Regions from separate parts of the Mus musculus genome. Here region 1 is linked to region 2. Evidence: chromatin contacts called from ENCODE POLR2A ChIA-PET data. All regions are on one chromosome and are shown on one strand. Each heading gives the region's core, a stretch centred on a gene start or an enhancer-like site at or near the end of the contact. The rest is flanking DNA. Distances are from core to core; before and after follow the strand shown.

Region 1 (3,528 bases), core at 451-2,950, 360 kb after region 2:
AAGAGAGGCCGGCCTGCAGGTGGGAGGGTTTGTGGCTCAGTCGCAAGGTGCTCTCACGTGGCCAGACAGGCCTTAACCCCTGAGTACCCAGAGAGGCCTAGCTAGCCCTGCACCCCACAGCATCTACACCACAGAGTAGGTGCTCACAAAACACTGAGCATCCTACGGGATGAATGGGCTGTGCCTCGCGCTGCAACTTACCCGCTGTCAAGCTTCCAGCTTTCATCACAAGGGGGGACACTGGAATAATCAAAACTCTCATGGAGCCACAGCCCAGCTCATTACTATGGGATTCTAGGCGGGAACTCCACCCCTGACTACGTCCCCAGCCCCCTCACTGGGGAATTGTAGGCCATACCACACCTTTTAGCCACACCCAAGATCATTATCTACTCTATTGGCATTGACTTCCCTGTCTGTACACCTGACCCCTTGTGACTTTCCAGTTTCAGACTTTATTTTTGGTTTTTTGGTTTTTTTTTTTTTTTTGAACTTTGCTTCCTCTTAATTCGAGCACTCCTGACCTAGTTCCTTCCTGTGATGCCCAAAGAGATCTCAGCTTTTATCAGGTGTCCATATCGCTGGAGGAGTTGGTGACCCCATCTTAGTTCCTGCGGCAAGAAGACTTCAGATTCAGGCTTCTAACCCGCTTTCAGAAGGTGCTGTTACTGGGCTCCAGTGACCACACTTTGGAAGCCCAGGCTTAAGTCAAGTTCTGTCCACACCACACACCAAAGCGCTCTTTCTGATGCAATTGTCTTAACGGATGGTCCACGCCTGTCCTAGCAAGGAGGAAGCTCAGACTGGAGTGTCTGTCTCAAAAACACAACAAACAATATATATTACATACATCTTATTATTTTGCAATATGACATATGCTTATTTTTATTGATAACTTATGTTGTAAAGCGATAAAATGACAGTAGTAAAATACACTTCTAATATATGTAATAAATTTCTTTAACGCCCACACTCCTATAGCCCAGGTTGGTCTCTTTAAATCAATATATAGCTGAGGATAACTCAGACCCAGCACTGGGGAGGCAGAGGCAGGAGGATTTCTGAGTTCTTGGATCTCGTAGACTAGGCTGGCCTCAAACTTGGAGATGCACCTGCCTCTGCCTCCAGAGTGCTGGGATTAAAGCTGTGTGCCACCACTGCCCAGTTGTGGGTTTTTTGTTGGTTTTAGTTTTGGGGTTTTGTTTTTTCAAAGATAGGGTCCCACCTATGTAGCCCTGGCTAGGCTGGAACTTGCTATGTAGACCAGGCTAGTCTTAGATTAGCTTGCCTCTGCCTCCGTGTAGTGTCCGCCTAGGGTGCCCCTGAGCCTCATGTCTAGGCTCTGCCCCTTGATATCCGATTGGCTGTAGTAGACTCTAGACCACGCCCCATCTCGGTCCCCTGCAGACGCTCTGGTTTGTTTGAGCTGGTCTGTTCATCCCTCTATGGACGCTTGGAGGCGCTGGTGAGTCGTACTTCACTTTAGCTCCACCCCTGCTACCTAATTGGTCAGGTTCCTCACTTTGCTGAGGCCCCGCCTTCCGCCCCCATACCGCACGTGAACACGTTTCTTCCTGCACCGGACGCCGGAGGGCGCTCGCAACTCCCTTGAGTGTGTGCCGCCCTAAGCCCAGTCCTTATATCCAATTGGTTAGGAGCTTCGCGTCGACGCCAGGCTCCGCCCGGGCCCCGCCCCCTCCCTCCGCCCTGTAGTGCAGGCGGCGCTTGTTGTTCAGCGGCGGCGGCCGAGCTCGGGTGCATCCTCGGGCCCGCCGCCGCCGCCGGAGCGTTCGGCCATGGAGCTAGAGGTGCCGGACGAGGCGGAGAGCGCCGAAGCGGGGGCCGTGACGGCGGAAGCGGCCTGGTCTGCGGAGAGTGGGGCGGCGGCAGGTAATGCGATCCCCCTGGTCGTTGCGATGGGCTCGCCCCTCTCCCCCGCCGTGGCGCGTGGTCTCGACCGCCTGCTTCGCGCTGCGGTGCGGCCTGCCGGGCTGATCCATTCTCAAGCGCGGCACGGGGGTTCACGCGCTCTCCCATTGCGTGTGCGGGGGAGGGGGCATCAGCGTTCCGGCCGGGGAGGCTGCACCGCCCCACCCGGGGATGCGGGGCTTGCAGCGCTCGGCCCATTTTAGGGTCCTTGGGTGACACGGTGGAGCTGCAGGCGGGCGTGGGTGCGGCTCTTTATCCTGGCAGCGTGTGCATGCAGCGAGCCTCTTTTAGATGCATGCGGTAGCAGTGAAGCGGTCCTCCGGTTTGGAGATAGAGGGAACCCGTTTTCTTGCTGCAGGGGATAGAGACAAGCAAGTCATATCTGCCCCTTTGAGTGTGTGGCGAGTGGCTTCTCCACAGTGTGTGGGAATGCTGGAGCACCCTCATTCTAATGGGGGACCCCACTTGCGGACACTGCCTGGCAAAGAAGGGCGAGTGTGTCCTCCATGCGACCCCCTTTGCTGGGCTGTCAATCTTGCAACTGTCACCTTCTGGTCCCTCCCTGCTACACATCACTGATCACCGATATGTTGGCCTCAGTTTACCTCCCTCTAAAATTCGGGCTGGGGAAGGATAAAGGAATGATGTTGAGGTGTCTTCTCTGTCCTGGCTGGGTGAGCAGATGACCCGTCAATCCCCCAACCTCCCAGTCCCTTCTCCCTGGACCCTGTGGGGCCACCCAGCTTCCTGGTGTCCCCTTCCTTGTCAAGAGCAGCATCTCTGGGTTTGCAGTCTGTATGCAGGGCGGTCGGGATGCACAGCTGAAAGAGAACAGAACACTCCCTTCTCCATGGAGGTCACAGGAACTTTCTGGATTCACAGAACTCTAGGCTCCCTCAGTAGTGCTCTGTGGCTGACAGCTGAGTTAGGTCTCTGTGGGCTCACTTAGGCTTCCAAGGTTCTCCCTCGCTGTCCTCATGGAAGACCAGGAGGGAAGGAGGAGCCAGGGAGCCAGGGGTCTTCAACCCCAGGCGCTCAGCTTTTTTTTTCTATGCCATTGGGAACCTGGTAGCTAACCTGCTTCTAGCCTCCAGCCACCTGCCCTTCTGGGCTTGTCACCTGGTGTCCCATGCCATGCTGGAGAAATTGTGCAGGGGACAGCAGGGCCCTTAGTGGCCATAAACCTGATTGCTCCGGGCACTCAGTTCCCACGACAGAGTCCACAAACATTGTCCCTGTATGGAGCCTTTCGTCACAGGGGGGGGTAGGGGGGCCGACAAACTAGCTGGAGCAGACAGGGTCTGTCACCGAACTCTGGACAAACCTGTGCCTGACTGACCCCCAGGGGCTGTCTCTCCCGGAAGTTCCTTTTCCTGCCTAGAGTCCTGTTAGTCATCCACACAGAATCCCATAGCTGCTGGTGAGTCCCACCCTCCCGTCAGACTCCCTGCTGTGTCCCCACCTGTAAAATGGGGAAGCCATCTGGATCTGCTCTGACCTTGGGTTGTGAAGCACTGCCTTAAAGGAGTCAGTTGCATTTATTTACCACCAACTGCATACCTGCCTCCACGTGAACAGGGTGGGTGTCCAGTGTCGGTG
Region 2 (3,569 bases), core at 634-3,133:
ACACAGTACACTTTGGAGTAGGTACGGAGATCAGAAGACAATTCGCAGGAGTCAGCTCGAACCCTCCATCCTGTGGAGGATGTCTTGCCCTTCATGTTTGATATTTAAAATACTGTATGTATAGATTATTCCAGGTTGGGCTATAGCGGTATGTAGATATTGGTGATGAGCTTGCTAGGCATCACGAAGTCCTGGATTCATCACCAGCATCGAAAAAAAAATTAATAAAAAAAAAATCGCTGGGCAGTGGTGGCCCACGCCTTTAATCCCAGCAAGCACTAGGGAGGCAGAGGCAGGCGGATCTCTTGAGTTCGAGGCCAGCCTGGTCTACAGAGTGAGTTCCAGGACAGTCAGGGCTATACAGAGAAATCTGTCTCAAAAAAAAAAAAAAAAAAAAAATCATTCCAAGTGTTCTCTCCCCCTCCCTTTCCGGAAGCTGCGTGAGCAGAGACCTCATGAGGCCACCAGGTGTCGCCGCCGCGCCTCTCACGCCAGGGACATTTCGCATGCTGGGTGGGTGGCGCGGAGGAAGCAGGATGCGTCACCAGACCCGGGATCGGGGGATCCGGGGATCCGGGGAACCGAGCCGCGCGGCCGAGGCCAGGACCCAGGCTGGCGGAGGAGGCGACTCAGGGTGATTCACCGGGAGCCCCCGTGCACCGTGGGAGAATCCCACGCGGGTCTATCTGCCTCGCTCGTGTCCTTGCTGTCGACTACCAGCCCTCAAGCTGTGGCTTGGAACGCCCTTGGAAGCCTCAGTTTCCATTTTGCATAATGCAGATATCAATTCCTTTGCCTGACAAATCTTGGAAAGATAAATGACACGCGTGGAAGAAGGGGCTTGTGCTTCATGCTACGCACTACAAAAATGCCAGGGACATAAGAGCGGCTGCCTTTCAGTCACCTCTCCCCGGGTCAGTACCCTTCGGGTTTTGCCACTTGGCTTCCCCCTCAGGGGTTAAGTGTGGCGAATCGATCTGAGGATAGACGGTGAGGCAGCCGGCAGGGGGCAGGGTCACTCCGCAGAGCGTCTGGAGGGCTCTTCACCTGCGCCTCCCGTGCACACGTGAAATTCTCGGGGTGCCGGGAGGAGGGAGAAAGGGTTCCGGATCTCTCCCCCTGCGATCCCTTAGTGCTCTGCAGCCAGGACCCCTGGGGCACCGCCAAGCCACCTACCACGACCACTAGGAAGCTTCCTGTGTGCCTCTCCTCCCGCGACCCTGGCCTTAGAGGGCTGAGCGTTCTCAAAGCACCTTCGTGCTGGCGATGCTAGGGTGCCTTGGTAGTTCTCACTTTGGGGAGAGGATCCCACCGTCCTCAAACTTACCAAACGTTTACTGTATACCCTAGACGTTATTTAAACACTCTCCAACTCTACAAGGCCGGCAGAACACTTAGTAAGCCTCCTGGCGCATGCACATCCCTTCTTTCAGAGCTTGGGAAAGGCTAGGGACTCTCCGGGGACAGCGAGGGGATTCCAGACAGCCCTCCCCGAAAGTTCAGGCCAGCCTCTCGCGCTGGAAACCCCGCGCGCGGCCTGCGTAGCGCGGCTGCCGGGAAATCAGGAGAGAAACTTCTGTGGTTTTTTTTTTTTTTTTTTTTTTTTTTTTTTTCTCTCTAGAGCTCTCTCTCTAGAGCTCTCTGGCTTTTCTAGCTGTCGCCGCTGCTGGCGTTCACGCTCCTCCCAGCCCTGACCCCCACGTGGGGCCGCCGGAGCTCCGAGCTCCGCCCTTTCCATCTCCAGCCAATCTCAGCGCGGGATACTCGGCCCTTTGTGCATCTACCAATGGGTGGAAAGCGCATGCCTCCAGTGGCCACGCCTCCACCCGGGAAGTCATATAAACCGCTCGCAGCGCCCGCGCGCTCACTCCGCAGCAACCCTGGGTCTGCGTTCATCTCTGTCTTCTTGGATTAATTTCGAGGGGGATTTTGCAATCTTCTTTTTACCCCTACTTTTTTCTTGGGAAGGGAAGTCCCACCGCCTCCGGAAGGCCTCCGACACTTCTGGTCGCACGGGAAGGTTTTTTTGCCTCTTGGGTTCGTATCTGGACTTGTACTTTGCTCTTGGGGATCTTCCGTGGGGGTCCGCTGTGGAGTGTGACTGCATCATGACCCTGGAAGAGCTGGTGGCGAGCGACAACGCGGTTCAGAAGTGAGTACAACAGAGGCTGAGGTCTTCTCGCCCGCCGCCTGAGGTCTGCGGGGCTGTCATCGGCTAATCTCCCCATTTGGCCTTTTAGGATGCAGGCGGTGACTGCCGCGGTGGAGCAGCTGCTGGTGGCCGCGCAGCGTCAGGATCGCCTCACCGTGGGGGTGTACGAGGCGGCCAAACTGATGAATGTGTGAGTCAGCACCCCCCTTTCTCGGGCGTGGGTGGGGGCGCCCCTCTGATGCACGCGCGCTCCAACATCCCTATAGGGCTCGGGGCTTTGGGGGACTTTCCCAGCGCTCTCGGTTTTGGGGAGTGGAGGGCGACATTTCTCAGAGAATTTTTTTTGGGGAGGAGGAAAGAGAGTCGCTGCAGAACCCTGACTTCGCAAGTTTGAGGTTTTGTGTTTTTTGTTTTGACAAGGCAACCCCAGTAACTTTGGACTATGTGCTTCCTCCCCCACCGCCATCAGTATTTGCATAGTCGGCCACCCCAGCACCCGTGCAGTACTGCGGCTGGGGGGCTGTTCTTATATACACTCCTGATGCACGATGGGTCTTGTCCACCCTTCCCGCCTGCGGTTCCTGGAGCTCATATCCCCCTATCCCACCCCGTGCACGGTGACACCCGCTCCTGGTCTGACGACCCCCTGACACTCCTTCTCTCCTGCAGGGACCCCGACAGCGTGGTCTTGTGCCTCCTGGCCATAGACGAAGAAGAGGAGGATGATATCGCTCTGCAGATTCACTTCACCCTGATCCAGTCGTTCTGCTGCGACAATGACATTGACATCGTCCGGGTATCAGGCATGCAGAGGCTGGCGCAGCTCCTGGGGGAGCCGGCGGAGACATTGGGCACAACCGAAGCCCGAGACCTGCACTGCCTCCTGGTCACGGTGAGCCCTCCCCCCCCCCACGTCTCTGTCTCTCTCTCTCCCCGCCCCACCCACCCGTCCTGGTCACCTGGGTCCCGTGTTTGTCAACATAGCTGGGCTGGCTGGTCCAGCACCAGCTCAGTGCCCAGCCATGCTTGGCATGTCCCGTGGGCTGCCTAGTCACCCTGGCAGCTATTTTGAGCCAGCCTGTTTTTCCCCAGTAGGGCCCCTGGCGCTGAACAGAGGCTCCCTACCTAACTCCTAGAACTCCCACTAAACCCTTCTTTTTCTCCCTCCAACAGAACTGTCATACAGATTCCTGGAAAAGCCAAGGCTTGGTGGAGGTGGCCAGTTACTGTGAAGAGAGCAGAGGCAATAACCAATGGGTCCCCTATATCTCTCTAGAGGAACGCTGAGACCCACTCCAAACATCTAAAGCAACTGTCGAGTTGCTGTCCCCTAAAAAAAGTAAATAAAATACATATTTGACAGCCCCCTCATCCCCCAGAACAATCCCTCAAAGGCTACCCTACCCGTGATACCTTC

The links. ChIA-PET counts read pairs that join two places held with the same protein, here RNA polymerase II (POLR2A).
Region 1: POLR2A ChIA-PET joins it to region 2 with 15 read pairs in embryonic stem cell. The contact joins the promoter of Pip5k1c here to the promoter of Gadd45b in region 2. POLR2A ChIA-PET finds 5 or more read pairs at or near these places in 3 of 5 experiments (Patski and embryonic stem cell).

What each region holds. Positions count from the first base shown.
Region 1 is chr10:81,291,263-81,294,790 of GRCm38, forward strand. Pip5k1c (phosphatidylinositol-4-phosphate 5-kinase, type 1 gamma) reads left to right here and starts at 1,701. Exons shown (of 18, transcript NM_008844.3): 1 at 1,701-1,890. The coding sequence starts at 1,797. It overlaps Tjp3 (tight junction protein 3), which reads right to left and starts at 5. Exons shown (of 21, transcript NM_013769.3): 1 at 1-5.
Region 2 is chr10:80,928,208-80,931,776 of GRCm38, forward strand. Gadd45b (growth arrest and DNA-damage-inducible 45 beta) reads left to right here and starts at 1,884. Exons shown (of 4, transcript NM_008655.1): 1 at 1,884-2,152; 2 at 2,241-2,342; 3 at 2,822-3,044; 4 at 3,326-3,569. The coding sequence starts at 2,109. The coding sequence ends at 3,439.